Regions from separate parts of the Homo sapiens genome. Here region 1 is linked to region 2. Evidence: chromatin contacts called from ENCODE Hi-C or POLR2A ChIA-PET data. All regions are on one chromosome and are shown on one strand. Each heading gives the region's core, a stretch centred on a gene start or an enhancer-like site at or near the end of the contact. The rest is flanking DNA. Distances are from core to core; before and after follow the strand shown. Region 1 has its middle 35 kb from the start of TBC1D21. Region 2 overlaps CD276 (CD276 molecule).

Evidence for each region. Hi-C counts contacts between places; a loop is a spot of excess contacts on that map. ChIA-PET counts read pairs that join two places held with the same protein, here RNA polymerase II (POLR2A). Pooled maps may share reads with other maps.
Region 1: a pooled map shows a loop between it and region 2 (2.0-fold over the local background). The contact joins two enhancer-like sites. A Hi-C loop is called at or near these places in 1 of 50 pooled maps. POLR2A ChIA-PET finds 5 or more read pairs at or near these places in 2 of 52 experiments (A673 and WTC11).

The regions. Positions count from the first base shown.
Region 1 is chr15:73,836,387-73,840,889 of GRCh38, forward strand. No RefSeq gene overlaps it. Among named protein-coding and RNA genes, the nearest start is that of TBC1D21, 35 kb to the right of the region's middle. Within about 2 kb of position 2,510, at least 2 of the 41 ENCODE cell types and tissues checked have a DNase peak (open chromatin) inside an H3K27ac peak, as active enhancers do.
Region 2 is chr15:73,714,501-73,718,877 of GRCh38, forward strand. CD276 (CD276 molecule) reads left to right here. Exons shown (of 10, transcript NM_001024736.2): 10 at 1-14. Among named protein-coding and RNA genes, the nearest start is that of CD276, 32 kb to the left of the region's middle. Within about 2 kb of position 2,076, at least 3 of the 41 ENCODE cell types and tissues checked have a DNase peak (open chromatin) inside an H3K27ac peak, as active enhancers do.

The DNA.
Region 1 (4,503 bases), core at 1,260-3,759, 120 kb after region 2:
TTAAACGGTCTTGGAGTACTTCAGAGTTAGCAGAGCTGGGGTAGTCACTCTCATAAGGCTTGTTCTCATCTTCTTAGGGTTTATCACAGCACGCAGGACAGATTGCTAGTGTTCTTCTGCGTCCGTTCTCTCCCTCTTCCTTGGCTAAATAGATTGCCTGCATTATAGATGGGTACGTGGCATCTCAGAACAAAATCTACATTTCCTAGCTTCCCTCGGTGTGGTCATGGAACCAGGTTCTGGCCAGTAGGGTGTGGTAGGTGTCACTTGAGAATCAGTCTGGGTGTAGCACAGGAAGAAAATACTATTCTAGGTATTCCAGACAGAAAGAGATTTAATAGAGGGATCTGGTTGCTTACAAATTCCTTGGCAGGACTGGAAGCATGAAGGTTGTGGGATGTTGTTAGCGTTTCCAGTCACATCACAGGAGCTACAAACCAGAGGTCAGGAAGCTCCGGGAAACTGCTGCCAATGTCATAGCCACCCCCAGCTGCAATGAGGCCAGACAGTGGACTGGAGGATCCCAGGGGCCAGAGGCTGCAGGCCAGGTGCTTCTGCCGCCTAAGGCAGAACAGCTTCAGCCATCTTTCTCCCTTGCAAATAGCATGTGAGTAAAGCTCATTGGCTGGAACTAGTGACATCCAGAATCCTGGTGGCAGGAGTCTGACAAACACAGTACTGAGGCTTCCAGGCTCTGTAATACAGTGAAAGCATAGCAGGCGGGGAGGGGGAGCAGGCTGAATGCTACCTGGTGATATTCACTATCACTCCTTCTTGCCAGCGGGGGTAGGATGCAGTGGCAAGGACAACTTCCTAGGATGGCAGAGAATCATGGTAGCAGTCACAGAAATGCCACCCAGGCTGGACCTTTGCATAGATAAGAAATAAACTTCTACCTTGTTGAAGTCACCGAGCAGCTGAGCCCATGTCCTGTCACACCGCTATTAAGTGTAAAATGAGGTCTGAGAAGTGTTAATACTCTAGCGTGCATCGTGTTGATGTTACTGTAGTTTCAATTGAACCTGCCCATCAGGAGTGCAGCAATAAAAACTCATTGGCAGACAAAGCAATATTCAGGGCTGTGTGTAGCTGTTGCCAAATGAGAGCCATTGAGTCTATGCTGAGGGAAGCTGGAGAGAGCTCAGAGGATACAGGGGTGTTGGAAGCCTTCCTGGAGGAGGCATTGCTGGAGATGGAGAGGAGAAAAGCTCTCCAGTGGAGGCCATTTTTCTCTTCTCTCTCCAGAGCTGTATCAGCCAGGGAGCTGCCCCACCCTGCCTCCAACCTTGGCCTCTCCTGGTCAAGGCTGTGAAAGGCCAGGAGGAGGGTGGCAGGGTGCCTGCGGTTAACCCCGGGAGCAGACTCTTAAGCTGGGGCAGGATAGAGACCAGAAGGATGGCCTGGGAGATGGGGAGGAAAGGAGAGGTTCAGCATTGCTCCAGAGGGAGAGGCCCGTGACTCTGAGACAGTTCTCAGCTGTATCTACAAGACTCTGAGGACAAAGATGGGGACAGACACATTCAAGGAATGGCCTCAAGGTCATGAAGTGGTGCCTGATTCTGCCTTGCCCCCTGTCTCGTCTGCCTTGCAGCTCCTCCCCAGGAAGAAACACTATTCACCCTTCATACAGGGGGCCTCAAGTAGGCCTGTGACCTGGGGAACAAGGGCCGTCCTATGAACCCATGACAGGCACAGGGCTAGGGATGCACCCAACCAGCTATTCTCTCTTCACCCATTTCTGTGAGAAGTAAGTGATTAGGATGTGGGGATAGACCCAAACTGGCCAGGGTCAGGGCCGAGTTTCAATTTATGACCAAGGTTTAGACTGTTCAGGATGAGAGAGTGGTCCAGGGAAGGATCAGAGATTAGACAGCCACAGGGACCAACCTGTGGCCACAGCTTTGTCTGTGCCAGAACCATGGTTCAGTCTAGTACCGGAGTCTGTTTTTTTTTTTTTTTTTTTTGAGACAGTATTTCACTTTGTCACCCAGGCTGGAGTACAGTAGCATGATCATGACTCACTGCAGCCTCCACTTCCCAAGGTGCAAGCAATCCTCCCTCCTCAGCCTCCTGAGTAGCTGGGACCACAGGCATGTGCCACCATGCCCAGCTGATTTTTAAAAATTTTTTGTAGTGATGGGTCTCACTATGTGGCCCAGGCTGAAGGATTCACTTTTCATGGGGAAAGAGTGTTTAACACAGTGGATGAATTCAATTTCATTAGTTCCCTTGGTAATAAACCAAAATGAAAGGCTATTATAAGTGTGATTTATTCCCTTATATCATAGTTAACCTTCATTTCACTTCCGGGGGCCCTCTTTACTCTTCCCCAAAACTTGTGGTTTAGACCTTCTGACACTTTGGTAGAAGAGGATATACAGACACAGAGGAGGAAAACGAGCTGCCTGAATTCTCATGCAACTTCAGAAAGGGCTAGAGCCAGGCGAGAAGCCAGTTGAGCAGGTGCCCAGCACAGGGCAGCCTGGTGGACTCACAGCTTCCTGCAGTGTTTTGGAGACAAGCCCCAGGTCACCCTGAAACCCATGGGCAGGCAGTGGACAGGCAGGCCGACAGCCGGCTGGAGGAGTTGGCAGCAGGGAAGTCCCGGATCAGAGCCTTGGGCCACAGCCAACGCTGTCTAGTTGGGGCAGAGGATCGGGGTGGCGATTTATTCAGCCTGCTCTACAGACAGCCCCAGGGCAGGAGCCAGCAATTTTCCAGTCCTGAGTGATGGAGCCGGGAACCACTGAGTGGCCTGGAAGGGCAGGGACCCCCCCAGGTCCTCGTGGGCATGCTCAGCTGCTGAAGGAAATATGAAGTGATGGTAAGTGACAAAATTGAAAATGTAATTAAGACAGATGGAACTAACTGGCGGGGATGATAAAAGCCATTCCCCAGGCTCTGGGATTTAAAGTGAGGTCACAGGATGACCCTGTCCTGGCCACACATCTGGCAAAGAGGAGGCGAGGGAATGAGCTTGAGGACAGGAGCCAAGCTCTGTGGAGGACACTGAGCAAACTGGGCTTTTGCCGCACTGAAAGAGCTAGGTCAGATACAGGATGAACTTCCTGGAGAGGAGGGTGGTTAAACATTGGCATAAGTGAGACATCTTCTCCTTTTCCCAAGGACATATATATCCCTCCTGCGCAGACTTGGACACAGGAACCTGGGCAACCTGACCTTGCCAAGATCTGTGGGAATGTGAAATAGCTCCATTACCAAATGAGAAGGCTGCACAGGTGGAGGTGGGTGGCATTTGGGAAGAGAACAAAGGGAAGTGGGCTCAATGTGTAGCAAGCCCCAGACAGCTTCCTGCTGGCCAGAGCTGGGAGAGTAGGAGTCAGCCAGGCACCATGCAGGTGGGTATCACAGAGGCAGCAGCACTGAAGGAGAAGAAAGTGTCCCTTCGAGACCTCCTCACGAAGAGTTGCACCAGGAGTGAGGGGGCATGGTGGCCACTCCCTGAATCCACAGAAGCAGCAGCCAGGCAGCCTGACCCCAGGTTCTGCAAGGCCCTGATGGAGGGAAACCAAGGGCCCACAGGAGAGCCTGTGTAGACCCTCACAGGGGGTAGGATGGCTGGGATCTGTGGCAAGATTCATGCAAGAATCAGGGAGCTCAGCACCGACATCCGGGGCAGCCTTGCTTTGCCAACCACAATGGAGAGAGCCAGTTTAGCTTCACCATGATGGATTGCACTGGCCAGCTTTATCAGCCCCCATTCTTTCAATATCCTGTGCCAGTTCCCCATGACAGGCAATGGGTGGGCCAAGAAAGTGGCTTCTTTATATTCAGCGAGCTCCCAGATTGGCGGGAAAGAAGAAACTCAGGCTCCCATTCAAGGCGGTCATTCACTCCCCATTTGTTAAGCACCTGCTCTGTGCTAAACAATAGCAGGGCAGAGGCTCACTGTGATGCTTAAAGCAATACTTTAAGAAGTTTACAGTTTTTGTATGAATTAAAATATACGAAGCAGTCAGATATGAAGGAAATACTTAGGTATTCATTCAAGATGATGTGTGGCTCACATGGTAAGGGCATAGGAGCTGAGGGAAGGAAGAATTTGGTGCAGGCTGGAGAAGTCAGTGCAGGATTCTTAGAGGAGGCAGAGTTTGAGCCTAGCCTTTGCAGGATGAAGAAGAGTAGCTTAAAAGATTAAAGAGGAGCATGCATCTTGGGTGGGTTTAATGCACAAGTAAATATGTAGAGGTGAGAAAGAGTATTCAGGAAGAATTTTCTGAACTTTAGGATAGAACTAAGGTTGGGCTGGAAAATAGATCCTTGGGTGATCCCAGCAGATCCAAGGCCACTCTGGGGTCAAACATTTCTCTATGAGAAGAGCTTGTGCCCGGGGATGACTTACTGTCCCCAAGTGGACAGAACCATCAGCAGGAGGTCAGTCCCAGATCTGAATGGCCAAGGGCTTAGGCTTCCCCCGACTCTTGGGTCTGTGGAACAGCTGTCCTAAACCCCACCTCCCCAAGCCACAGAAAATGAAGCCAG
Region 2 (4,377 bases), core at 826-3,325:
TGTCTTTGTAAAAAGCTTTTTCTCTGTGAAGTGTTTGGAAGCAGGGTGGGCCCCAGGACTCAACCAGCAGGATTCTCTCCTGGATGTTGCAGGCTGGGGTAGGGAAGCCTGGCCCTCCTTATCTCACCGTCCTTAAATCACTGGATCCCCAAGGCCATTTGGCTCCCTCCTTGGCTTCAGTTTCCCTCTGGGTAAAGTGAAGTTGGTTGTCCAGAAAGCCAGGCCCTTTGGTCACTGTATGGGGCTCCTCCCACTGGAAGCATCACTCAATTTCTTTGCCTCAGAAAACTCAAACCTAGGCTTGTTTAGGGCCTCTACTAATGAACCCATTTTAGAGACTGTGAAGCTGAGACCCAGTAAGAAGCTGGCACCAGGAAAAGAGTTCTGAATGCTGTTTCTGGCTGACTCAATTGGATGGGCACCAGGCCAGGGATCAGAGGTCCATTCCCAGGACATAGTTCTGCCCTATGACCCTGAGCAGGACATTTACCTTCTCTGAGCCTTGGCTTTCTTGTACAAAAAATAGCCACCTATGCATAGTGGCTCATGCCTGTAATCCCAACACTTTGGGAGGCTGAGGTGGGAGGATCGCTTAAGGCCAGGATTTCAAGACTAGCCTGGGCAACATAGCAAGACCCTGTCTCTGCACAGAAATAAAAAATTAGCGAGGTGCGGTGGCACCCACCTGTAGTCCTAGTTACTCAGGAGGCTGAGGTGGGAGGATCGCTTAAGGCCAGGATTTCAAGACTAGCCCGGGCAACATAACAAGACCCTGTCTCTGCACAAATAAAAAATTAACTACAGGCACACACCTGTAGTCCTATTACTCAGGAGGCTGAGGTGGGAGAATCACTTGATCTTCAGCCCAGGAGGTCGAAGTTGCCATGAGCTGTAATTGTACCACTGCATTCCAGCCTGGGCAACAGAGCAAGACTCTGTCTCTAAAGAAAAAAAAAAAAGAAAAGAAAAATAGGACTGAGGTTTTAACTACCTTCCATTTTGAAAGACTGAGAGGAGGCGCACAGGCTTCCAGAGAGCCAGATTCAGGGCTATGGGAACCTGCCTAGGATACTGCGTTCGCTTGCCCCTGGATGACAGTGTCCTGGCACTGGGACAGCCTGGAGCTTTGCAGACCCTGGGCAGCAGGAGGAGCCTGTGCTGGGGGTGAGGACACTTGACTTTCAATCCTGGCTCTGCTGCTAACCTGTGTCCATGTCCTTCATACCTCTGAGCCTTACTTTCCTTATCCATTAGATAGGGGTGACAAGTCATCTCCCAAAAAGTATGTGGCATTCTTTACAAACTGGAGGCTTTGTTATAAAGTTGATGGCTCTAGGGGTGAGATCAGTCATGTTGCTTGAGGTCCTGTCATCGGTGCTCTGGGTGGGTATTAGGATTGAAAGACTTATGCCTTTGCCCCTTCAACCCACTGTGTGCCCTTGAGCTTGCTGCTTCACCACACTGGGCTTCAGTCCCTACCTGTAGAGACAGTAATAGTTCCTGTTTCAAAGCACTGTTGAGAGGGCTGGATAAAGCAGTGGGTGAGAAGACACTGCAATTAGGCCAGATGCAGTGGCTCACGCCTGTAAACCCAGCATTTTGGGAGGCTGAGGCAGGCAGATCACCTGAGGTCAGGAGTTCAAGACCAGCCTGGCCAACATGGTAAAACCCTGTCTCCATTAAGAATACAAAAAAATTAGCCGGGTGTGGTGGCACGTGCCTGTAGTCCCAGCTAATCAGGGGGCTGACACAGGAGAATCATTTGAGCCCAGGAGGTGGAAGTTGCAGTGAGCTGAGATCACGCCACTGCATTCCAGCTTGGGTGACAGAGTGAGACTCTATCTCAAAAATAAAAATAAAAAGACACTGCAAACCATTAGGTGCTGGGCACATGTGGGGGGCTATTCTTTCCCTCCCTGCAGTCAGGCCCACGCGCTGTTGCTCCTTAGGTGATTTTGTAGATTGAGCACAGTGACTTGGAACAAGCTCTCTGAAGCCCAGTTTGTTCATCTGTAAAACAGGCACAGGAACCCATGCTTTTTCTTTGCGACAGGGCTGGATAAGGCTCAGACAGGACACTGTATCAAGTGTTCTGGGCACGGACCCAGCAGGTGTGGGACTTGCCTGGAGGCTTAGGTGTAAAGAGAGTGGCAACTAAGTCCTCTGGTGACAAGTGCCCTGGACAGCAGTATTTTTAGCTGCCCTTCCTGGGCAAAGCTCCAACTCCTACATTTTAATGGAGAAATAATTCTCACAGTGCGACAAGCTATAGCTTGCAGGTGTCACATCCATATTAAAGAGGGGACAGAGCGAGGTTCATTTGCCTGGCTCAAGGTGTGACCAGAATTCGCCTCCAGGACCATTTGTAACCAGGGCTTGAAGACCAGTGGATCTGACTACTCACCACCCAGAAGGAGGAGACTGGGAGGAGGGGTTAAAATGGTGTGGCCAGGGCACCTGGATCATCCTGCCTCTTCTACTTGTGTGTTTGGAGCATTCTGCTTACACTCGCAGACCCTGGGCAGCAGGAGCCTGGGCTGGGGGTCAGGACACTTGACTTTGAATCCTGGCTCTGCTATTAGACTGGCCACCTTCTAGACTGTTGTATCAGTCTTACACATTTACAAAAATATCATAAACATCATGCAACCCTTTTTTCTGTTTTTCTTTACTCTTTTCCCAAGTCACTTCTTCTAGATAGAAGTGTCCTTGTCCTCTTTACCTTCTATATCGATGTGTAACATACCTCTAGTATTTACAAGATGCTAATCCTCAGTGTATGACTCCATGAATTTTTACACAAATCTCTACCCATGTAACCACTACCCAGATCAAGATATAGAACAGTTCCTGGATTCCAGAAAGTTCCCTAGTGTCCCTACCCAAGCAACAGCCCCGCCCACTTGGCTGCTTTCACCAATTAGTTTTACTTATTCTTGAACTTCATATAAATGGAATCCTGCAGTACATGCTATTTTGTATCTAGCTTCTTGCAAAGACCTCCCTCGTTCTTTTTAAATGGCTACATAGTATCTCAAAGTACTGCTGTTCTAGCCTATATTTTGCTAGTTCCTACAGTTTAGACACAAATAATGCAGGCTTGTGTTCGAGTTTCTACAGTATGGAGCCCTAGAAGTGGGATCTCTGGATACATTTTAAGTGTTACCAATTGTTTCAGCTGCCTTTTTAGCCAGTCCCTGTGGCAGTAAGAATGCAAGTGAAGAAAACTTAGGGTGGCTGGAAAAACTGATTCTAGACAGGGCAGAGATGGTGCTTGGAATTCACATCCAGTTGGTCTCTCAGAGACTTCAGAGTGGAGCCTGATTTGGTAGTGTACAGGGCCTGCAGTCATCCCTTCCACCCGCTCTGGACCACCTTGCCCTTCAGCATATGTCACTGCCGCTGCCTCAGTTTCCAGGAGCTATCTGCGTCCCCGGGACCCCAGTCCTGGGGGAGTGCGTCTGCCTCCTAGTGGATTATGTGGGCCGAGCACCGTGTTCTGAGTGTGTGTGTGCCAGGGTTGAGCCCTGCACCCGCAGCACCATAATTGATGGGGGGAGGTTCTCAGCATCTTTGGGGTTTTTCTTTAAAAGAAGGTCTCACTCTGTTGCCCAGGCTGGAGTGCAGTGGTACGGTCATAGCTCACTGCAGCCTCGACCTCCAGAGCTCGTGATCTGCCTGCCTCAGTCTCCTGAGTAGCTGGGACTGCAGGTGCCTGCCACTACACCTAATTTTATATATATATATATATATATATATATATATATATATATATATATATTTTTTTTTTTTTTTTTTTTTTTTTTTTTTTTTTTGCAGAGACGGGATCTTGCTATGTTTCCTGGGCTGGTCTCAAACTCCTGGGTTCAATCAATCCTCCTGCCTTGGCCTCCCAAAGTGCTGGGATTACAGGCAAGAGCCACTGTGCCTGGTCAGCATCCTGTTGGATGCAGGTGGCTCAGGTTAGGTTAAATCTCTTGCACTTGTGTCAGAGAGTATTCATAACCTTTGGCACTGCCAGCTCCAGGTAATTATGGTGACACTACTTCATTACTAATGAGGCAGCTCTTTGTTAGCACAGAGAAACACCTGGGTCTCATAGAGGAGGCATAACCCAGCCCTCAGACAGAGGGACTGTGACCTTTGCCTCCAGCCTTTCTCCAGCATCTGAGCAGCAAAATATCCCCTGCACCTCAGCTTCCTTAGCTAATATGATTTCTCCACCCCAGCGCTCTCCTCTGGATGTGTTTCATCCGTGTCCCTTGCAGATTGAGGCTCTGGCATGGATCACGATGCTTCAGCTCATGATAGATCACCTCTCACCTCCTGCATCCAGGGCACTATGTTCCTAGTGATACAGCTCCAGATCCCATTAGT